Linked DNA regions of Homo sapiens: region 1 is linked to region 2. The links are chromatin loops, found by intact Hi-C in ENCODE. Cell type or tissue: B cell. All regions are shown on one strand. Each heading gives the region's core, and the rest is flanking DNA. Links, peaks and the distances in the headings are about the cores only. Region 1 overlaps MORN1 (MORN repeat containing 1). Region 2 overlaps PRKCZ (protein kinase C zeta).

What was found. Hi-C counts contacts between places; a loop is a spot of excess contacts. Peaks named below come from ENCODE experiments on the same cell type or tissue, not always from the same donor. Only the 100,000 strongest peaks of a DNase experiment are listed, where the experiment ranks them.
Region 1: a loop joins it to region 2, with 7 times the contacts of the local background. A loop is called at or near these places in 20 of 110 quality-filtered maps.

Annotation. Positions count from the first base shown.
Region 1 is chr1:2,375,469-2,387,215 of GRCh38, reverse strand. MORN1 (MORN repeat containing 1) reads left to right here. Exons shown (of 14, transcript NM_024848.3): 5 at 1,319-1,409; 6 at 2,151-2,238. Among named protein-coding and RNA genes, the nearest start is that of MORN1, 10 kb to the left of the region's middle. In B cell, for the core only: CTCF peaks have their summits at 4,349 and 5,289 (motif pointing right); DNase peaks (open chromatin) are centred at 4,415, 5,295 and 5,805; H3K27ac peaks cover 1,209 bases.
Region 2 is chr1:2,127,562-2,139,308 of GRCh38, reverse strand. PRKCZ (protein kinase C zeta) reads right to left here. Exons shown (of 18, transcript NM_002744.6): 5 at 3,962-4,047. Among named protein-coding and RNA genes, the nearest start is that of PRKCZ-AS1, 50 kb to the left of the region's middle. RefSeq lists enhancers at 1,447-2,395, 5,246-6,195, 7,146-8,095, 8,096-9,045 and a silencer at 5,692-6,321. In B cell, for the core only: a CTCF peak has its summit at 6,711; DNase peaks (open chromatin) are centred at 5,948 and 6,876; H3K4me3 peaks cover 1,366 bases; H3K27ac peaks cover 1,531 bases.

The DNA.
Region 1 (11,747 bases), core at 2,080-10,079, 250 kb before region 2:
GCGGCGCTTGATGCAGCTCTGTCATCCGCTACCGCGGAACAGACGCCCGTGGCTTAGGGGTTAAAATGGCCACTGCTTTATTAACTGCTCCTGATCCTGGGGTCAGTAGGTTGGCCTGGGCCCTGCAGGGAGGGGCTTCTGGTCTGGTCTATGTGGGGTCACTAAATGGCTATAGTCACAGCAACTCTGCCAGGCCTGAGGGTCCCTGAGGTCCTCATAGGCCTGGGAAGCCCAGCTCCTTGCCCAGTAGTCTTGGACAGCTTAGCCACTTCCTCCACATTCTGTTGGCCCAAGCAAGTCAGGAGGCCAGACTCAAGCCAGGAGGGGGCTGTGCCCTGTCCCTCTACCCAGCCAAGCCAGGCCCAGCACGGGCCGTAGTCCCACAGCCAAAAGGCCACCCGCACCCGAGACAGGAGTCAAGCACATAATACCCTCCACCACAGACGGAGCTTCTTTTTCCAGTGTTTTCCTTATGTTAAGAAGCAGAGGCCAGGCGTGGTAGCTCACGCTTGTAATCCCAGCACTTTGGGAGGCCAAGGCAGGCGGATCACCTGAGATGAGGAGTTTGAGACCAGCCTTGGCAAAATGGTGAAACTCCGACTCTACTAAAAATACAAAAATGGCTGGGCATGGTGGCACACACCTGTAATCCCAGCTACTCAGGAGGCTGAGGCAAGAGAATCACTTGAACCCAGGAGGCAGAGGTTGTAGTGAGCCGAGATCGTGCCACTGCACTCCAGCCTGGTGACAGAGCGGGACTCCGTCTCAAAAGCAAAGCAACGACAACAAAAAAAACAAAAGAAGCAGAAATACTCTCAAATTTCTGAGTTGTCCAAAATCTGAAAATGCCGCAGTTTACGAACCCCCATCCTCTTTTGAGTTTCTCCTCGTTCAGGTCAAGCCCTGCCCTCCTCACTGTGAACTTGAAGTTTCTTGTGAAAACAAACGACAGGCCCAAACTGCACCCATCCTCACCCCAGCAGCACGCAGAGCCTGTGCAGCCTCAGATGGCAGTCCGCAGGGCCCCTCAACCGCACCTTTCAGAACTGGACCCCAGGGCCATTTTTGCTGCCCTGTCAGCTCACCGACCTGTCCCAAAGCACATCTGCCCTTCCCGTTCAGAGCCTCACCGAGCCGTGCTGAGGCCTCTGTGTAGCCAGGTCTGGAGGGTCTGTCATGTTCCTGGGGGGCCCTGAGCCCCATGCCTCCTAGACTTGCTACTTTGCTCCTGCCCGCCCTCCAAGGAGCGGAGGGCAGATCCCTTCTCAGATGCAGGAGGAGGCACAAAGCCAAGTCTGTCTCTCGGTCCCTTCTCCAGGACACGGGTTTCTGGTGGACCGGGATGGACAAGTGTACCAGGGCTCCTTCCATGACAACAAGAGGCACGGCCCTGGGCAGATGCTCTTTCAGTGAGTATGAGTCTTGTGGGTACTGCCTGGCGCATGACAGATACACAGGGCAGGTGTGAGGCCATGTGGCCTGGGGGTGTAGACAGGACTGCCATGGGACACCCCGGGCCTGTTCCGGCCCCTGCTGTCTACCCGCCACCCCCCCAGTGCCAAGTTGTTGAACCACATTCTGTGGTTTCGGTGTTATTCTGTAATTTTCCCCTTGTTTATTGAAATTGACCAATTGTGTGTTTAGATAAAACATCCCCCCCCCCCCCGATTAAAATACCTCCTGAGAACGTCAGGCTGGCGGCAAAGTGGCACCACAGGAGCGTCTCCAGGTCTAAATGAGGATGGGGGTGCTCTCCGGCCAGCAGAGCCTCCCGCCTCCGCCTCCCAAGTGCTAGGCATCTTCAGCCCGTGTGGAAATTCCCACGGCGGAGTCTCAGCCTCACTGGCTGTGGAGACTGCAGCCCCCTCCCGTTGCCTCTCCTGGGTCATTTCCCATTTTGAGTAGCGGAAGCTGAGTGCGTCCCGAGCAGGCCTACCATCTAGGGTGGGGGTGGGCGGACGTGTCCCCACCGCCTGTCGTCGGCCCCCAGCTGGCCCTGGCGAGGCAGGAGCTCTTGGGGCCATCTGCTCGGGCCTATTTTTGCCTCGGTCCCGCAGTGCCTGCGGAGCCCGGTGGGAGGAGCCGGTCTGAGTCACTGCCACCACCCGGCTCCCCCTGTTGAGAGTGGACTCCGTGCGTGTGTCCCCCAGGAACGGTGACAAGTACGACGGCGACTGGGTCCGGGACCGGCGTCAGGGACACGGGGTGCTGCGCTGCGCCGACGGCTCCACCTACAAGGTACCCGGGGGCGCGCGGCACCTGCTGCCCAGAGGGTACAGGCCTCGTGGTGGGCAGGGCGCGTGGGGTGTATGGGGAGCCTCACCCTGGCAGCTTCTCCATGTGCCAGGCCCTGCGATTCCCTGATCCCGTGTGGGAAGATAAGTTTCTCTCTCCCCTCACAGTTCCCTGTTGGGAAAAGAGAAAAACAGGAGTGTATTCATATGTGTGCCTTGTGTATACTCAGGAGGTACGCGGAGAGGCAGGGAAGCTCACAGGCGGCTCTCACTTTTGACTTAAATCCCATCTTCAGCCAAACCAAAGGAAGAAGGGTGCTGGGGGCCAGTCACGGGGATAAGACTGGTGGCGCAGCTGAGGCGGGGCCTTCTCCACCGATGGGAGCCTCTGCGCCTCGGCGATCTGGGGCCTTTCTCTTCCTGGTACGGAGAGGAGATGCCCTTACCGTGGAACTTCCTTTACGGATGCAAATTTTTTCTTACAAAAGGGAGCTTCTCCTGTGTCTGCAGTTTCTCAAAATAATCTGCTCAAAATAGTGCTGATGCCAAAGAGGCAGATTTGGGGGTGGTACATTCTGGTCTGTGACAGGCCCTACAAGGCAGGGACTAGGATTGTTCTCGGGCGAATGGGGCAGCGGCCCCGTGAGTGCAGAGAGCAAATTTCAGGATGTTTGGAGGAGAGGACACCAGACTTGTTGACAGGTTGGATGTGCGGGCAAAGGCAAGAGAAGAGTCAAGGTTGGTGCCTGAGCTTTCGGTCTGAGCATTGGATGGACAGTGGGGCCTGGTTCAGGACACAGTCAGGAGGCAGAAGCAACACCGATCACTCCAATGGGGAAAAATGTAATGAAAAAATCACTAACAAGGACGACTCAGGAGACAGAAACCACACCCATCACTCCAATGGGAAAAACGTAATGAAAGAGTCACCAACAAGGACGAGGCAGCTAGCTACCAAAAAGGGCAGGAGAAGGAAGAGCAACGTCTCAGTGTCAGGAGGGGGCCCGGAGACAGACCCTCTGCGGTGGAGTCTGGGAGTGGTGTGGTTGCTGCTTGGGCTGGGCTGCAGGCCTGAGCTCCTGGCTGGTGGGAAGGGGAGGCTGCTGGTCCACAGTGTGGGGGTGCTTCACGGTTAACCAAGCCATCCCCCATGCTGGGCGTGAGGCACTAGCGGAATTGAGAGCCTCAGAAACCCAGGTGCTGCTGTGTGAGGCTGTCGCAGCCACGAAGATGACCATGACTGCAAGGGCTGTGAGGGGCCCCCTGAGCGTCCAGCAGCACTAACAGATAGGAACCACGCGTGCAGGTCTCTAAACGCAGCGCAGGTCACAGCCTGAGAATCAGGACTGCTGTGGCCGTGGAGAGGAGTCCCTCGTTCCTTAGAGCCTCGGGGCTGCTTTGATGAGAAACGCAACATTTAATTGTGTGGGTCGCAGAATTACAATGTCAGTTGAATTCCCTTCCTTGCCAAGATTCTCCTATGAAAGTTGGAGCAGTGGTTGGAGAGAATGGTCCCTGGAACTAGGAGGAACCCAGCACCCTCCTGAGACTCAGACCTCCACAGAGAGGGTGTGGCTGCCAGCCCAGGTGGTAGAGAGGTTTTCTAGGGTGCCAGGGGCCAAAGCTACTTCTCAGGAAACTCCCCCTGAGGTGCAGGAGACGCTTGCCAGAGACCAGACTCTGGGGTGTTCCACAGGCCACTGGCCCTGGCCATAGGAGTTAAAGTAGAAACACTACCTCCCACAGTCCCGCCTTGTTCTCTGTTGACAAAGCCTGGCATTGCACTTGTTGGCAAAGGAGAAACGTTGACAGGGTCCAGTTCCCGTCAGGCAAAAGTGGGCAAGGAAGGGGGGTGCTGGGAACTGAGAGGTGATGGGTTGGCAGTTGGCATGGGGCCACATGGGGATGGAGGAGTTGGGGGTGGGGATGGGAGACTCATCCTGGCTGGCACAGCTGCCCGCAGCAGGGCCTCAGAGGTGGTCAGATGTGGGGCCCCTGGAGGGGTGGTCAGGCGGGAGGTGCAGTGTGGCTCCCCTCCGCATGCATGTCCACCCTCCCTGCTCTTGAAACAGCATCCTGCTTGGGTAAAAGTGCCACCCATACCCACTCCGGGGTCTGCCAGCCCTGCTCAGGGCAGTTGACCATTGGCAGTGTCCTTGCTGGACCACGGGAGCCCATGTCAGCGTCGTTGCTGCCCCTGCTGGCCTGGGCTGGTGCTGCGGGTTCTCACCTGAGCCATATGCAGGAGATGCTGTAGCCTCTTCTCCCCTGGGGACTTGTGTCCATCCTACAGGACCAGACTTCACCACGTGCTGGGGCAGCCACTGCTCCCTTGTCTTCACTGTCCAGAGTGGCAGTGGGAGAGTGCGCCTAAGGGAGTCCCTGGGCAGAATTCTCTTCTGCCCGCCCCTTCCCACCCGAGCACACCCGGGCCCCCACCCCACTGCCACCATGACGATTCCCTCGCCTTGCAGGGCTAGGGCAAAGCTGGGGCCGGCGCTGGTGCACAGCTCTGGAGCTTGGGCTCGGGTGTGTGGTTTCACTTCCTGGGTGCCAGGCGCTGCTGTCAGCCTTTCGGTGCATTGGCTCATGATCCCCACCAGTCCGAGCAGGGCATAGGTGAGGAAGCTGAGGTGCTAGGATGGCAGGCTCCCTCACCAGGGCAACACAGCCCTGGGGGCCCCCAGCCACTCACCCAATCCTCATGTTCCCTGAGATTCAGGAGGACCTGGTCAGGGCCTGTCTCATGGCCCAGGGACACAGAGGTGCCGCCTGCTGCCAGACAGGGCCATCCCCTCCGGCCTGGGCCGGGCGAGAAGCAGCTCCTGTTCTTCCAGAGGACCATGGACAGCTTTGTCCTCCCCACCCCCACTCCCAGCCTAGCCCTGTCCCCAGAGGCTGTTCTGTCCCACAGGTCCCCTGGCTACTACCCAGGCGCCAACTCGGGTCCACACTGCTTGCTGGTCACCAGCGCCCTGGGCCAAGAGAGAGGACCAGGCAAGGGACGGCGCCCTCCCTCCTGGGCTGACAGCACCAGGGTGCTCAGCGCATCCACCAGGGGGCAGCCCAGCCCTGTCCCGGCACCACACTGGCCCGGGCCTTGCTGGAGGGAGGCAGCTCCTCCCCGGGAGCCCAGAGCTTATTCCCAAGCCATGAGTTTGGACGGGGGAGGATGGCCTGGGATGGCCACTGGGCCCAAGGGCTGGCTGGGTACTCCTGAGAGCCGGGCCCCCAAGCGGCCCCCCAGGCCTTTCTGCTTGGGATGGTTTCTCCCCTTGGTGGTAAAACCTTGAATTCTGCAGAGGGTTTTGCAGAGGATTTCTGCGAGAGTCTTGGTGCCAAACCCTTCGCGTGACCTACATTCCCTGGGGTTATAACATGACCTCCCCACTCCTCTGCCGTCCAGGCCCAGAGGACTGGGAGACCTGGGCAGGCCCTGGGACCGCCTGCCAACCGAGGCCCGCACACCCTCCCCAGGCAGGCCCGTGGCTTGAGCTCCCTGGGGACACTGCTGTGTGCTGGTGCTTGCTGCCCCACGGGGTGCTCTGGGCAGTGTCACTGGTGGCAGCAGTCCCCTGGCCTCGTCCACGCTGCTGACACCTGCAGGCACGGGCAGACCATGGCCAGTGAGCTGCCTGCTCCTCCAGCGCCTTCTCCAGGCATTCCTCCTGCCCAGACCGATGTAGACGCTGAGAAGGGCGCCCGAGGCCAAAAGGACAGGCTGGGCTCCCATCCCCTCAGGTCAGGACTGGGCCGGGGCCGCCTCCCACGCAGCACAGCCGTGGCTGCCAGACCACGCTTCAGAGGCAGGAGGTTTTCACATGGCTGTTTGTGCAAGAAGACATTACCAGGTCTGTCCCTTGGACTCTGGATAATGAGGAGAAGCGAGGCTCTCTTGGCTCAGCTGCTCAGTTCTCTGCTCTGCATCTTAGCGCTGGGCCCTCCGGTCACAGTGCCTCTCCTCCACCTTCAACCTGGAGAGAAAACGGCATCGACCCGGAGAGGCAGCAGCCGCCAGAGACGGGGGTCAGGCCGCACATCCCGAGAGCTGTCCAGAGTGAGGGGACAGCCGTTGCTTGTGGTGTCATTAGTCAAATATTTAGCCCGCTTTAAAAAACATTTTGTCGACCAGGCACAGTGGCTCACACCTGTACTCTCAGCACTTTGGGAGGCCGAGGTGGGAGGACTGCTTGAGCCCAGGAGTTCAAGACCAGCCTGGGCAACACAGGGAGACCCTGTCTCTACAAAAGAAGTTTTAAACAATACAAAATTAGCTAAGCATGGTGGTACACACCTGTGGCCCCAGCTCCTCAGGAGGCTGAGGAGGGAGGATCGCTTGAACCTGGGAGGCAGAGGTTGTAGTGAGCTGAGATCACGCCCACTGCACTCCAGCCTGGGTGACAGAGCAAGACCCTGTCTCAAAAAAATAAAAAACCAAAACACTAACCATTTTGTCATGGTAAAATCCATGTAACGTAAAACTTAGCATCTTAACTACTTTTTGTTTTGAAGAGGCGAGGTCTCACTGTGTTGCCCAGGCTAATCTCCAATTCCTGGGCCCCAAGTGCTTCTGCCTTGGCCCCCAAAGGGCTGGGATTTCAGGCGTGAGCCGCTGCGCTGGGCCGTGACCACTTTTAAGCGTGCAGTGGCGTGGCAGGAGGCACGGGCACATTTCGTGTAGCCACAACCACATCCACCTCCAGAACTTTGTCAGCTTCCCACCCGAACCTCTGTCCCCATCCAGCACGAACTCCCCACGCTCCAACCCCTGGCAGCCACTGTTCCACTGTGTGTTTGTAGACTCTGCTGATCTCAGGGCCTCCTGTGAGTGGTGTCCTTTCGTGCCAGGCTTGTTTCACCCGGCGCGGTGTCCCCAGAAGCCTCCATGCTGGAGCCTGTGCCAGCTCCTCCTTCCTTGCTAAGGCTGAGCCGGGCCCGCACCCCCCACCACCACCACCCCGTGTGGACAGACACGCTTCTCTGCCCATCTGTGGGTGGACTCTGGGGAGGCTTCCCCTCCTGGGTCCTGTGGGTGATGCTGCTGTGAATACGGCTGCACAGAGAACTCTTCAAGGCCCTGTGGGCCACAGCCCCAGAGGTGAGACTGCTGCATCGGATGGTGATTCTGTTTTTAATTTTTGAGGAACCGCCATGCTGTTCTCCACAGCGGCCTCACCCTTTTACCTTCCTGCCCACAGTGCACACAGTTCCAGTTCCTCCCCAGCCTCACCAACACTGGTTATTTTCTGTTATTTTTGTAAAAGGTTACCCTAATGAGTTTAGCCCTCTTAACAATAACCACAATTGAGATGCAAGCCCACCCACTGTCAGCCGTGGCCACCACTGCGCACCCGGTCTCCCCCTCTTTGACGCTTCTTGGCAGCTGTAGTCTCCCCCAGTCCTGGCCACCAGCTGCCCCCACCCGTGAGCACCTGCCCCTCACCATGTTTGGTGCTGCCAGGCTTTGTGGAGTGCCTTTGTGCACAGGAGTTTGGCCTTTTGACTTCTTCCCTGGGAGCTTAAACCATCGATCAGGGCCACGAGGTAGGCGCTGGGACCTTCTTGGACACTGAGTTGCCTCTTAGAACTGCCCTGCCCCTCCAGCCACACCCCAACCAGCGCCGGCTGTTCGTTTATTTTTAGAGATCATTTTATGTTCTGAAAAGACTAGAAAGTGGTAAGTCCTTTCTTCTCTCTCTCCTGGCCTTCACCTCTGCCCACCTCGGATCATGCCCTTGGCACCTCCTACATCAGCTCTGATCCACCCATCTATAGTAGGAGAAACTCAAGGAGACATCGGCTGCTACCCAGGCACCATGAGCTCAGGGTTGGTGAGGCCCCTCCGGGAGACCTGTTCTCCCTCTCGACAGCAGGTGTGTTTTCTGCAAACCGTGTCTCCTGCCTTGCAGCCAGTATTCCTTAATGCAAAGCTCTATGAAGAACCTTTTTTTAAAAATGCATTCTAGAAAAAAATGCATTCCTGAAAATAAACGTGTTACAGCTTCTTCTGACGGAAAATAAGAACAGCGGATCCCAAAGCAGAGAAGGCTCCTCTTCCACAGGGACAGGAGCCACGCGGCTCAGGCCGGTCCCGGAAGCCACAGAGGTCCTGGGCCACGAGCACCCCCACCAGCCTGTGACGCCTCAGCCATCTCCGTCCCCCACACTCCTAGTTTACAGCTTACTGCTCGACCTCCCAGGACCCGAGGGCTTGGGCAGGCCCCACACGTCCTCCAGAACATCCTCGGTGGGAGACGGAGCAGACAGAGTAGAGGCCACACGTGTGTGTGCACATCAGAGTGTCTCCTACCCATGTTGGCAGCAGCGCGGCCCTCCGGGCATCCCTGGCTGTATCAGCTGCGCCGTGAGTGTTGGCTGTCTCACACGCCAGCTTTCCCGGAGTTGCCGCTGGGTGCCGAGCACCTGCTCACTGCACGGAGCAGGTGGCTCCTTCTGGGCGGCTTTGCCTGCCGCAGTCCCCGAGCCTCCTCTCCTCAGCTGGGCGTGTGTGGGAATGCCCAACCGGGGGCCTCCACGGGGCCTATAGCCTCCACGTTTGGGCCTACTGCCCTTGGACCCAGGGGTCACAGTCCAGGAAGCCTGGGCCAGTGGGGGACTCCTGGGGTGCATGTAACACTGAGAATCATGTAGATAATTTGGGGTGTTTGAGCACGCATGGCCTGTGGGGAGTCTGGCCGGCTTGCCTCATGTGGACCCCCCACCACCCTGGGGCAGAGGAGGGGGCCGGCTGTTGGGGCCGTCATGGAAGCACTAGGGTTACACTAGGGCAGGCCCCATGTCCCCTCTGGAACTCCTCACAGTTCACACCTTGAAGCCCAGGCACTTGCGATGGGACCAGCGAGGTCAAATGCAGGACCCCTGGTCCTCACTGTTACCATGAAGTGATGCAAATGGCCGGTCTTCAGAAACCAGAGCTAGCCCCACCCGTGCCACCAAGGCACACCAGCCCCTGAGCAGTCGCAGGGCCCAGGCAGAAGGGTCCGGCAGGCTCCTCACTCATGACGTGGCCTGAGGGGGCTGGGCAGCTGGTCCTCGGAGCCCCCACCTGGTGCACCAGGCCGTGAACCTCAGCAAAGGCCCCGTCTCTTGATGCCCAAGGTTTGGCAATGGTTGGGGGTTACTTTCTCCAGACCACAGCACCCTCGAGGCCAACACTGGGGAAAGCTGGAGCCCCTGCTCTTCACCCCCACCTCCCAGGGCTGTTGAACCCCAAGGAGCACCAGACCCAGGACCCCCCCAGGAGGGCCAGAGGCAGGAAGTGCCTGATGGTGCCAGGGGAGGGTGGATGCCTGACTAGGGCCTGAAAACAGAGGGCATAGCTTCCAATAAAGCATGGAAAGAAAACAGCATGAATGGACCAGAAGTGCTTCCCATTGGGAGAAAGAAGAGCACTCACAACCTCTTCTGCCCCAGGCTGCTTGGAGTGGGCCAGCGCCAGAGCAGTCCCTGCACCAGCCGAGCCGTCCGAGCTTGTCGACTATCAGGGAAGGTGTGAGCCTTCGGCTGAGTGGTGCTGGGAGCTGGGGAGAGCCGAGCACTGCCCGGGGCCTCCTGAGTGCTCTGCCACCCGGCTGGGCAGGGAAGGGAGGGCCCCTCACAGAGGACACCCTTGTGGTCCTGGGGTCGCCTTTGTGACCGAGGGGGACGTATGTGTGTCACCATCATCCTGCACGACTGCTTCCTGACTTTGGAACCGCTGTTTGCCTCTGTGTTTTGGGTGTGGACCTGGACCCCAGTGGCCCTTCCCCAAAGGTCGTGTGACCACCACCACCTTCCCGTGTCCCGTACCGCACACCTGTGCTCACCTGGGTGCCAGGCAGTGGCCCAGCAGGGAGGAGGAGGGTGAGCAGGTGGCAAAATGCCCATTCCTCGGTCCCAGCCTGTGTGTGGCTGAGGCCCCGCACGTAACTCTCCACGCTGGGCATCGGCCTGGACTGTGCCTGGGTGCTCCCTGAGGCCCGGGTGGGAGGCAGCTGCTCCAGGACTCTCAGTGTCCCAGTCTGTGCCGTCAGCAGGAGGATCAGGAGCCTCCCCTGCACCCTATTTAATAAGCTCTTGCTCGTTCCTGCTTGGGGTACATGAAACAGAAACAGCCGAATTGTCAAAGGTGTGATTGATAACGTGAATTAGACAAGACCGGGCTATTGGATCAGTTGAATTGATCACTCAAATGTGCTTGGACTGACCAAGTGCTGCATGAAAGCTTGCCTGGCTCAGCCCTCCCACCCGGACACCAGCGGTGGGTACCGAGGATGCCAAGCCCTGACCTGATTGCTGCGCACCCAGGGAGGGGGATGCCAGGCAGGCTCGTGCCACATACGTGAGCCGCAGCCCCAGACCAACCATGGGAGGAGCCACTCACCCCAAAGGCGGGCTCTGCACCTCTGCATTTCTCATGACTCGAGTGTGTCTGGCTTCCCCTGCCCAGCCACAGCCTCACTGGGTACTCACCCTGGACGCCATATTGCAGCTGGTGTCAGCCCTGCCCCGCAGCTCCACCTCCCTCCTCCTGAAAGCCCGGGGCACCTTCCAGAGGCCGAGCAGGTGGAAGGGGGCAGAGACCAGACATCGCCATTCTCATCACTGACGGTGACGGGGGCCCCGGACGCCCTGAAGAGCCCTCAGCTGTGCGCTGACTCGCGCCTCTCCCCGTCCAGCGTGAATGAGATGAGAGACAGTGAGGACAATGGTCCCAGGAAGGGACCCTCAAGAGATGCCAATCAAATGCGTTGGACTCTCACCCAGTTTGGTGGGAACGTCTGGAGTCATAGGACAGAGAGCTGAGGGGGCAAGGCTGAGGGGAGGTGCTCTGTGGATGCAAGGGTGCCCACGGCCTCCAACAGGGCATGGCATGGCCTCCAGGCATGCCGTGCAGCAGCAGTCAGGGCAGCCCATGGACTCTGCGCCAGTCCTTGGTAGCTGAAGCCCAGAACCACTCTCACCTGACCCCACATGTGGTCAGCTCTGGGGCCCCCATCCACTGTAGTTGCCAGTGTGGATGGTGCTTGCCCAGAGCCCAGGGTGGCACGGTGAACCGGACTCTGATCTTCAGGGCAACTGTCTAGGCCGATGGGGTGACGTCAGTGGTGCGCTCAGCTTGGAACACTGCAGGAATGCAGCCGGGTGGGTGCTGGCTGGGATCTTGGGGTCTGGGAGCTGGAGGAACAAGAGCCTCAGGAGCAAGGGCCCTGTCCAGACAGCAGCCGGGCCTCTGCCCACCTGGCACCCCGAGCTGGCTGCCCAGCCTCTCCTGAAGCTGAGAGCTGCCTTTTTGCTGCCTCCGGGCACCCACGCGGGCTGCCAGTTGTCTCGGATCGGAGCCCCCTGCCTGGAGGCGTGAGCCGTGCTCCCAGCCAGCAGCTGTGAGTTGCCCCCACCCTGCCCCAGCCCTTCATGTACTGTGGCTCTCCCTGGCCTTTGGGGCAATCCAGTCGCCTTCAGGACTGTCTGCAGAGGCCCTGTCTCCCTGCAGCCAGAGAGAGCTCCAGCGCC
Region 2 (11,747 bases), core at 1,956-9,955:
CGGCTTTAATTACTTTTAACATCTTTGATGTTGACAGAGAAAATGTCTTGTGTTTCCCTGATCACCTGTGGAGGTCATGCTGTCCTCATCTCTAAACAATTACAGTCTTACTTCATTAACCATTCACACCGGTTCTCAGCTTCTCGGTCCCAGCATTTACCAAAAGCCTTTGTGTAGGAGCTCTTCAATTCTAAGTGTGAGATGTCTGGATCTCTTCTGGGTTTTACGTGCTACAAACCCCTTTCCTGTATGTTTTTTGCATTTAATTTGGAAACTGAAAAAATCTGAAAATTCTGTGTGGCTGAGTCTAAAGACCCTCTGGTCCTCACTGCCCGGTTTTTCTCCAGAGATCTGCACAGCTTCTAGGTTTCTTCTTTTTATTTATTTGAGACGGAGTCTCACTCTGTCGCCCAGTGGCACAATCTCAGCTCACCGCAACCCCCGCCTCCTGGGTTCAAGTGATTCTCCTGCCTCAGACTCCTGAGTAGCTGGGATTACAGGCACGTGCCACCACGCCTGGCTAATTTTTGTATTTTTAGTACAGATGGGTTTCACCATGTTGGCCAGATGGATCTTGAACTCCTGGCCTCAAGCGATCACCCATCTCGGCCTCCCAAAGTGCTGGGATTACAGGCGTGAGCCACTGCGCCGGGCCCTGTGATTTTTTTTTAACCTCAATCCACCTGCCGTTTACTGTGATGGGAGCCAGCAGCCTGGATTCCTACCCACCTCACCCCCCATTCCTGGGCTGATAATTAACCAATCACCTCCTCAGGATTTACTGGAGGATCCCTTCCCTCCTCTGCAAGAAGTGCTCAGCCCTGGGCCAGCTCTGACCCAGCAGTTCTGTTCCACTGAGTGGGCTTCCCTGCCACCCCCGGCACCATCCTTCATGGAGGAGGCAGCCCCTCCTCACCTCCTTCTTCAGAACCTCGCTGGCTCTCTCCCTTTGGCTCCCCCACTGAACGCTTCCTTCTCAAAGTCCAAGGGCAGTGCTTTCAAGTGCACAGAAAGAGCTGGGCGGGGAGCCCAGTCCCCAGCGACGGATGCCCACTCTTTCATCCTCGCTTCACCAACAAAGAGGACGGAAAAGTCTCTCTTCTCCTGGGTGCTTGTTCCCCTTTAAGTCTTACTGATTCACACAAAACCAAGTGCTTTCCTCCTGAAATGCCCCTTTTAAGTGACAGCAGAGGTGATCTGAGTGGTCCTGCAATTAACATGAAGTGAGCACTACATGGAGCGGCTCTGAGGTCCGGACAGAGAACGTTACGAGCAGGTGGCGAGATCAGAGCCCGGGCACAATTAGGCGGGAATCGGACAGGCTGAACTGCAGGGCAGCCGCCCTCCCTGAGCAGTCAGGTTGCAGGCTTTCGGGCCACTCTCGCCTTGGCCTCTGTGTTTGTGAAACTGGCTCGTTCACACGCCCAGAAGGGCTGTACCTCCACAGCAGAGCGGGGCTGTGGTGGGTCCACCTGCCACCCTTTCCTCCAGTGTCTGCAGGAAGGAAAGGAAAAGCTTTTGCTCACTGGTGGTGGTGGGGAGGGGGAGGGTCACTTATGGTCTGCACCTGCCATCGGCAGAATGGACTTTTCTCCTCAAAGCTGCACAGTGAGAGGCCACACCCTGTGCTGCCCGGAGCCCTGGCCCATGTCACTGGGTGGGTAGGGTTCACTCTGGGCTAATCCGTCATGCAGAATGACAGAAGAGACAGATACAGAGGAGGCCATGTGGAGACGGAAACAGAGGTGAGTGGTTCCTCTGCCAGCACAGGAACAAGGCTGCCCGCAGCTACCAGTGGCTGCGGGGGAAGGAGGGCGCAGCCCTGCGGCACTGTAATGGGTCACACCAGGCGCCGACTTGACTGGGTTGAAGGATGCCTAGAGAACTGGTGAAGTATTGCATCTGGGTGTGTCTATGAGGGCGCTGCCCTGAGACTGGTATTTGAGTCAGTGGACTGGGAGGGCAAGACCCACCCTCAATGTGGGTGGGCGGTGGCGTCCAATCAGCTGCCAGTGCGGCTGGGGCAAAGCAGGCGGAAGCAGGTGGGAGAAGCAGTTTTCCTGGGTCTTCTGGCTTTCATCTTTCTCCCATGCTGGATGCTTCCTGCCACTCGTCCTACCCTGGGACATCAGATTCCAGGTTCTTGGGCCTTTAGACTCCGGGACTTATTAGTGGTTTGCCGGGGGCTCTGGAGCCTCTGGCAGAGGCTGAAGGCTGCACTGTCGGCTTCCCTGCTTCTGAGGCTTTTGGACTCGGAGTGAGCCACTGCTGGCTTCTTTCTTCCCCAGCCTGCAGCTGGCCTATCGTAAGACTTCGTCTTGTGCGCCCGAGGGCCAGTTCTCCCTAATCAACTCCCTTTCATGTACATGCATCCCATTGGTACCATCCCTCTGGAGAACCCTGACTCATAAAGACACCTTCGTTTTGGACTTCCAGCCCCAGACTGCCGGAGAGCAAGTTTCCATTGTTTAAGCTGCCAGTTAGTGGTGCTGTGTTCTGCAGCCCCAGAAGACTCACAACGTGTGTCCTCAGAAAAGGCGGCCAGGGTGGGCTGGGGTGCGGACGGGATCTCTGTGCTGCAACACTCCCTGGCACCATACTCCACAGATATTCCCAATGTGGCCACCTCCAGCCACACTCTCCTGAGTCCCAGCCTGAGCCAAACTGCCTGTTCACCCACACCCACCTGCCCTAAGCACACAGCCGCCTAGGCTCCCCATTTCCTGGTGTCCCCAACCTCGTCCTCAGGGCCTCCCAGACACTGGCTGGACTCTCCCGTGCCTGCCACATCCTCGGTGCTCCTGGCATCTCCTCTGCACTGACCTCCCAGGCAGTATGATCAGATGCCTCCTCCTCCAGGAAGTCCTCTGGGCTCTCCAGGCAATGTCCAGGTCTTCCTAGTGCTGACCTGCTCATCTCCTGGAGCCTAGTTCCCACCACACCCCTCTTCAGTCACTCAGGAGCTTGTCCTGCATCCTCACCTGTGTTAGCCCCAAGAGGAATGGGAGTCCAGACCCACTCTTGCCACATGACAGGGACCGAGCACACGCAGGGGCAGGAGGAGTGGCTCACATGAACAGAACTTCCTGATGGTCTAGAGGGCAGACCATGGGAGTAGAAGGAGGGGCAGGTGACTTGAGGCCGCTCCAGGAGACAGAGGTGCCGTACACCCAGCGGAGGTTGACACGTGAGGCCACGTGGCAGGTGAGTGTGGAATGCAAAGGTAGCCCCAGGGCCACCGCTCCTGTGAGGGGCTGTCAGGGGCTCTGTGTGGAGTCCCGCAGTGGGGACAGGCCCTGTATACTTCCACGCACCCCCAAGACACTCCCTGTGTGGGACCAACTCCAGGGCCACCAAGGCACACCCAGACACCTCCCCTTCCACTGTGAAACAGAACAATTACAAAAGCATCTGAATCACCCATTTCATAGGAACTAGAAAAGCATCATAAAGAGAAACAAGGAAAATAAGCTAAGTGTCCTCTGGAAAGGGCCCCCGTGGGTGGCCGCTGGGAAGACAGAGGCCCAAGCAGGGATGGGGCTGAAGGAGCTTCCAGGGTTCACGGAGACTCTTAGCTACTAGGCAACACTGTGTGCGGCTGAAAACACACACCCTGGCGCTACATGCGGATGGAATGCGGCCGCCCCACTCTGGATGCAGGCAGGCTGGGGCCTCAGGCCAGTGAGCCCTGAGCCCTGATAAGAGTCACACAGCCAGGCAGACACAGACAGCATTCACTGGGCAGCCACCACGCAGGGAAAGGCCCGGAGGGCACTTCCCGCCTCAGACAGCCCTAGTCAAAGCCTCATCCTGCACCAGAGAAAGCATTTCTGTAACCTTGCCCTCGGGCGCCAAAAAGAGCCCAGCCTGGGCTCAGCGGGACGTGCCTCCCCTCCTCTCTCTTTGCTTTTAAAAGTAACAAAAGGCCCCTTGAGGGACTAGTCCCAAGGGGGCCACTCACCCTGTTAAAGCGCTTGGCTTGGAAGAGGTGGCCGTTGGCACGGTACAGCTTCCTCCATCTTCTGGCTCCCCGGCGGTAGATAGATTCTGGAAAGGATATGAGAAAGGTGTAAAGAAACAGCGTGGCAGCCACGAGCCCACGCAGGGTGCAGCTGCGACAGGCCACTCCCGTCCAGGTGGTGGCGGCCGCAGCGTCCTCCCAGGCAGGGAAGGCAGGGCTGGAATGACGGCCTCCCGGAGGCCTCTCTCTGCCCCTCCTCACATGATCCTCATGGTGTCACGGCCTCGGCGGCTGGAGACAGAGGCCCAGGTGTGGATGGAGCCAGGTGTCCTCGCAGGGCGGACAGGATCCACCACGGGACGGCCGCTTGCTGACAGTGGAGCCGTGAAGTCACCCCAGGCCAACGCAGGCCGGGTCCGTCTGTCCCCTGCCTGTTTTCCTTTCCACCCCCCTCCTCCCCAGGCAGCCCTGTGAAAAACAGGCCTTTTTTTCCGCACAGGGATAGTTCAAACGGGCCTCAATATTTACACATGACTGTCAGAGGAGGAAGAGTGGACGCCACAGTGGAGCCTGGGCCAGGCTAAGGTGCAGAGCGCCACTGACTTCACTTCAACAACTCGCCAGACGCAAGCGGCGCGAGGCCCCGGGCTCTCCAGTCGAGTTTCCTTTAACCTAATAAATCTCAGGGCAGGAGAGCCAAACCGACCGTGCACCCGTTTCCATTCGCAAGTTACCAAAAACATCATCTTTATAACATGCATTTGACAGTCCAGCCCATGCGGACTGTGCCTCTTATGAGAAAGGCGGCACCAAGCCTGTAACCAGACGGCTGGTCTTGTCCTTCCTCAACACCGTGTCCCACTTTGCTCCTCCAAAACTCTTTGAAACGGATGTGTGTGTAAACAGAATCTTCAGAAACGGAACGTACAATGGGAAGCTTTGTGCTTTTATAAAATTCCATCATAAAAGCGACTTTCATGAACCAAATGAAAGTGCCACAAATATACTGAAGTGGAAATTGTAACGGAATGTTTTTAAAACAAGCAAATGACTAGCCCTGACTGGAAACTGCTGAAATCAGGCCACACGGATGGTAAAACCTGCTCCTCTTCCTTTAAATGGAAGATTCAGAGCGAAACCAAGAAGTCAGGGGTCCTCCAGGAGCGCAGGTCAAAGAGGCCTCACGGCAGCGGGCGGCTCAGCCCACCCAGCCCTCCCAGGATGCGGCTTGGGGTTTGACAGAGGCCTGGTGACACCAAAGGCCCCTCCGGCCACAGACGCGACTCCCAGCAAGCCCGAGGCCAGGCTGGGGTCGTGCAGCCTGTGCCCCCTCCACACTCCACCCACCTGGGCGCCAGGCCTGGGCTCCACAAGAGGCGCAGACCCCCAGGGGCGGCCACACTTTCGGCCCCTGTGCCCCTCAGCCCTGAGGGGGTCGGGTGACCCCTCATGTGGCTCTACCCACGAAGACAGGGCGCATCCTGCCCTAACCAGCCTACGGCAGGTCCTGGCTCCAGGAGTCCGTAGGCCTGACTTGTCCCCTCGGGGGATGCTCTGCCTGCCCAACAACCCTCTCTGAAGAGAGAAAGAAAGAGAAGGGTGTGAAGCGGCGGAGACGGAGGTACTGTGGGCCACAGAGAAAGTGGCGCACAGCTGAGGGGCCGAGTCGAGGGACAGACGCGCAGCCGGGGGCGGAACCGAGGGACGGACGCACAGCCGGGGGCGGAGCCGAGGGATGAGCGCACAGCCGGGGGCGGAGTCAAAAATGGACGCACAGTGCGGGGCGGAGCCAAGGGACGGATGCACAGCTGGGGGGGGTGGAACCAAGGGGCGGGCGCACAGCTGGGGAGGGGGGTGGAACCAAGGGGCGGGCGCACAGCTGGGGGTAGAGCTGAGGGAAGGACGCACAGCTTGGGGACTGAGCTGAGGAACGGACGCGCAGCTGGGGGTGGAGCTGAGGGCCAGACGCACAGCCGAGGGGGCGGAGCCGAGGGAACCGACGAGCAACTGGGGGCGGAGCCGAGGGACGAACGTGCAGCTGCGGGCGGAGCCGCAGGGCGGTCACACAGCTGTGGGGCGGAGCCGAGGGACGGCCGCGCAGCTGGGGGGCGGAGCTGAGGGACTGACGCACAGCTGGGGGTCGAAGCTGGCTGGAGCGGGGACACACAGGACCCACCCCCAGTGCGCCTGGGAAACCCTGAAAATGCGCCAACTGGACATCCTTCGAGTTCAATCAGTAAAGAGAATGACGTCCTAGCAGACGCCAGGGCTCATCAGGGAGCCTCCAGCAGGGTGAACAAACTCTCCCACAGGACACAGCACACAGCCCGGCGTCCCCAGTCCCCGCCGGGACGAACTGAAGTGTCCCCTAAATTCACGTGGGGAGCCCTAACCCCCAATGTGGCTGTATTTGGAGATGGGGTCCCCACGCCTCCAGAACTTGAGAAAAGACGTTTCTGTCGTGTGTAAGTCACCCTGTCTGTGGGGTTCTGTCACAGCGGTCCAGGCGGGGGCTGACCCCGCTTCCCACCATACACACACTAGGCCCCTCAGAGACTAAGGGTGGAAACGTGGACAGCAAAGCGGCAAAACATTTTAGAAGGAATTACAGAAGATTTTAGTCACCGTGAGTCACCTGCACACATGAGAGACAAAGGGCCCGTGGCTAGGGATGCTGGACTGAAAAATCCATGAGGAAAAAGCAGTCAAAATAGGAACAGAAGCCCAGAGCAGGCGTCTCGCCCGAGAGAGACACAAGCATCTCAGCCCCGAGAACCATCGAAGCAACCCGCAAGGCCGCCCAGGCGTCTCCTACACTGCGGGGTCGGCACAAATCAATCCCCCGCAGCCCCAAACACCTTCGAGGCCCAGGAGTGCCCCGGAGAAATGGCTTATTCTCTGGGAGAGCCTCGCAGCTCAGAAACGAGGACCATTTGCTCCCCCTAGGGCCCGGCAGCCCCACTGCTGCTCCGTCAAAGCTCAGAAACGCTCGCTCCTGGGCTCGGGAGCATTCAAGATGTCTGATGACCTCAAGGTCTGTGGACAAGAGAATGCATAAATAAACCGATGTGTGGGCGTCCAACGGAAGACAGAGCCAGTGCGAAGCCCACCTCAGCCATGTGCAGTGGCCCAGAGGTGTCTTAGAAACACCAAAAATCAAACCCTAGGGTGACAGAAACATGGTGCCATTGCTATAGAACCAAACAAGTAAGTCAAAAAACAAACAAACAAACCCAATACTAGGCACGGTGGCTCCCGCCTGTAATCCCAGCACTTTGGGAGGCCGAGGCGGGCAGATCACAAGGTCAGGAGATCGAGACCATCCTGGCTAACACGGTGAAACCCCGTCTCTACTAAAAATACAAAAAATTAGTCGGGTGTGGTGGTGGGCGCCTGTAGTCCCAACTACTTGGGAGGCTGAGGCAGGAGAATGGCGTGAACCCGGGAGGTGGAGCTTGCAGTGAGCCGCGATCGCGCCACTGCACTCCAGCCTGGGCGACAGAGCGAGACTCTCTCAAAAACAAAAACAACATCTTGTTTTAGAATACACAGTCATGTGACAAAAATGTTCCAGTAAGCAAATAACCAATCCAATTTCAGGCCGCAGCAGTAACCAATCCAACTTCAGGCTAGCAGCGGCGGGGGACAGCCTGCAGTTGGGTGGGGCTTAAGTCCTGCCCCTGGCTGGCTGCCGGGGGCAGTGTCCATCGATTACCACGCTTTATATTGCCGAGTCCTGCGCTCCTAGCATGTGTCAAATGGTATGTTGAATAACAATGGAACTAAATGACCTGGCAGCACAGGGACAGAGAGGATAATTTCAAGCATTTCCCTCAGACCTGCCTCCTTCAAATATCCCATCTCACTTTTTAAACTTTAAGGGTTGGTTTTGAACTTTTATTAGGGAAGGGAGTTGCCCCAACCTGTGTTGCCCAGGCTGGTCTCCAACGCCTGACCTCAGGCGATATGCCCACTTCGGCCTCCCAAAGTGCTGAGATTACAGGTGTGAGCCACTGTGCCCGGCCTTCAAATCAGATTTTTAAAAAGGAACAAAGAGCTCTGAGCCTGCAAAGAAACTCCCAGGTGAGAAACCACTGGCATCCCTGCCTGCTCACGGGTGCCGCCTGGAGCTTGGCTTGAGGCAGGACACATGTGGCACCCGGCAGTCAGCTCCAGGCGCCACGGGGACAAATTTGCAAATACCAAAGGAAAATGAGTGAGAGGCGGGGATTCAAGTGACCCAAAGACCACAGAGGCGAGGCCACGCCCCACCCCACTGCAGTCCAGCTGGAAGGTCCGAGCCCATGATGGTGGCCCTCTTCTGGGAAGGCCAAGTGTGCTGGCACTGCTTGCGGGAGGGTCGAACTGTGTCAGGCGGGAGTACTGCTGTGTGTGGAGACCGAGTGTGTCAGGCGGGAGTACTGCTGTGTGGAGACTGAGTGTGGCTTAAGGGGATATGCGTGGATGCCAAGTGCCAAGGAAGGGCCTGCAATGGTTCACTGTATGTGTCCACGCGGCTGGGCCATGGTGCCCAGACGGCTGGTCAAATGTTATCCTGGATGTTTCCATGAGGGTGAGTATGGATGAGATAAACATTTAAATCAGCTGACTTTGGGGGAAGCAGACTGCCCACCACAATGCAGGTGGGCCTCACCCAAGCAGAAAAAGGCCTCCACAGAGCAAAGGCTGAGCTCCCTAAGCAGCAGTGCTGCGGCTGTGGCTCCTCCTAGGTCTCCAGCCTGCTGGGCCCCCTGTAGATTTTGGGCTTCATAAGTCTCTATGAACAAGCCAGTTCCTTACAATAGATCTTTCTATACACACACCCTATTGGTTTGGTCTCTCTGGAAAACCCTGGCACAGGGTCTCCGAGGTGGGAGTTTTGGGCAGGCATCATGTTTCCCATTTTCCTCGCCCTCCCAGCCCCCCATGCGGAGTCCCACGGGAAGGCACGCCAGGAGCCCCTGGCCCTGGGGACCCTGGTTGGGCAGGACACCCAATACCCCCAGCATCTGGGTCTTGCCTCAGTGAAATGGGGGAAGCCCCATGGGGTCCATGCCAGTCCCCAGCTGGAAAGCAGGGACCAGGTGAGTTATAAGGGATAACGGACAGCAGGGCAGCCTGTACTTAACAAATACACCTTTTGGCCAGGCGTGGCGGCTCATGCTTGTAACCCCACTACCTCGGTAGGTCGAGGCAGGTGGATCACTTGAGCCCAGGAATTTGAATCCAGCCTAGGCAATATGGTGAGACCCCGTCTCTATAAAAAAAATATAAAAAATGAGCCGAGTGTGGTGGCGTGCACCTATAGTCCCAGCTACTCGGGAGGCTGAGGTGGGAGGATCACCTGAGCCTGGCAGGTGGAGGCTGCACTGAGCAGAGATCACACCACTGTATTCCAGCCTGGGCAACAAAGCCAGACCCTGTCTCAAAAACAAAACAAAACAAACAAACAAAAAAACCCATCCTTTTTATTTGGGGGTAATTTCAGATTCACAGGGAAACTGCAAAGGCTGTGGAGAACCTGGTAACCAGAAGCCTCCCTGTGGCCAAGGCCCTGCCTGGTCCCTACTCGCCTATGGAGGCTGAGAGGAAGCCTGGTGCTAGAACCTCAACTCCAGCTGTAGGCAGGGCCGCCCTCAACTGTCTTTTTTAATAGACTATTTTTAAGAACAGCTTTAAATTGGAGAGTTCCCAGAGACCCCCCCTGCCTGGCTCCCCACAGCTCTCATCTTCCACCCGCCTGCTACACTGTTACAATTAATGAGACAGGATCCATGGCTACCTTAAGCGATATTCAGACCTTTCCTTGGTTTTCACCCACTGTCTGCGTCCGCCCCAGGGTCCTGTCCTGGAGCCCACGTGTCACCATCCTGCCTCTTCCAGGAGCCCACGTGTCACCGTCTTGCCTCTCGGGCCCTGCTGCACCGTGACTTTCTCAGACTTTCTGACCGTGCTTTCTGACCGTGACAGTTCTGAGTGCAGGCTGGGTGTCTGCAGGACGCCCCTCCGTTAGGACTGGCCTGATATTTTTCTCAAGGTGAGACTGCACTTAGGGCCTCCTTAGCTTCTGAATCAAAGGAGCACCTGCCTTGAAAAATCCACATTCCCACCTTTTCGGGGGATTCTGCAACTGCCAAAACAAACGGAAGCAACCACAAAAACCCCCCAAACCTTCGAACTTCAGGCAATTGACTAGAAGGTTCCCTCAGTGTAAGGGGCCTGGACACGCGGGCCGGCAGCCACTCTGCCTTTCTGGGCCCGCAGGCAGGGATGTTGGGGGGACCTGGCGGTCCCCACCCCTCAAAAGTCACAGTCGAATTTTCAGTGTTTGGGTTTCTGCTTGGAAAGCGATGGGCCTATTTCTGACCTAAGCGACAGACAGCGCTGTGAAAAGGAGAAGGGAGCCCTTCTGGGGAGTGTGCTCTGGAAACGGCCCCTGGCCCCCAGATACTACCGGCGAGGAGGCTGTGGGCCTGGCACCGCGAGTCCCCCGGCTACCTCTGTGGAACAGGGTCTCAAAGTCAAGCCCAGGTTAGCAGGAGGTCCTTCCGGGGGTACGTGTGGACACAGCCTGGGGTCTCCTGCAGTGGACAGCGCACAGTGGACGGTGCAGCCACACGGGTCAGGCTTTGGAGTCAGAGCTGGCTCGATGTCACGTGCCCATTGGGGACCCATCCTGCCACCTCCCTGGGTGCCAGGCTCTGCTGAAGCAAGCAGGGAACAAAATTGTGGGGATCACAGGGGCCGCTCCTCCTCTTTCAGCCTTAACTCCGACAACCTCAAGGAGCTCTGTGCGTGTCTTTGAGATTCTATAATTAGGACGGCCACAGGAATTCTAAGGAGCTCAGTTTCCATGGCAATCTCGCGCCTTGAGCACTCTGACAAGACGTAGAAAACACGTTTTAAAACACTAAACTCGGAGCAGCAGGCTGGGACAGGCGACAGCCCTTGGGTGCGGTGGCGGTGAGGGAGGGGCCGAGTCCCTGGCAGCAGGTCAGGGGGCACTTGAGGCCTCTCCTGTTCACTGGACATGGCCCCGCTACACAGGGTGACCAGCACAGCCCAAAGCAGTGCCACAGGACGGCCCTGCGGGGCCCGGATGGGTGCAAGGCAGTGGTCAAGCCACATGCAGATAGCCAGGTGCCTTCTATGGTGGCCCAGGTCAGTGACCAGGAGGACAAGGAGACAGTGAGGTGCCCTTGGGCCCAGAGGTCCCCAGAAGCCAGGGTGCAGCTGTCACTGAGGGTGCAGGTAAAATGGGTGCTGCCACCTCTAGACTCCGGAGCTTCTTCCCTGGGCAGCGATTTCCACTAGATTCTGAGCTCCAGGAGCCTGGGGCCACCTGGCTTCCTCTCCAGGCTTCCCCAGCACCCAGTTAGCTGCCAGCATGTCCTAGGCAAATAGAGACACAAGAACAGCAATGACCGCAAATTCGTGTCCAGAGCTAAGGTGTCCCAGGGCTGCCCGTGGCCCAGACACTGGAGTTTGGGGTTTGGGGTGGGACTCCCCACCTCACCTGACTCAGCCTGGTTGGCCATTGGTCCACAAACTGACCTGCACCCTCTATAGTGGGCACTGGGCCACCCTGGCCAGGGGCTGCCAGGGACAATGGAGAACACGAACGCAGAGTCCTAAAAAGCCACCGGGAGCCGCGGGAGACGCCGTTCGCCTATTTGCCTGGTGTGGAGCCCCTGAGCCTCGGCTACACCTGCACCAGAGCTCCCACTGCATTTCAGGCCAGAACGCTCCCAGCAGAGCTGTCTGAACAGAAGTCCTTCATTCCTTC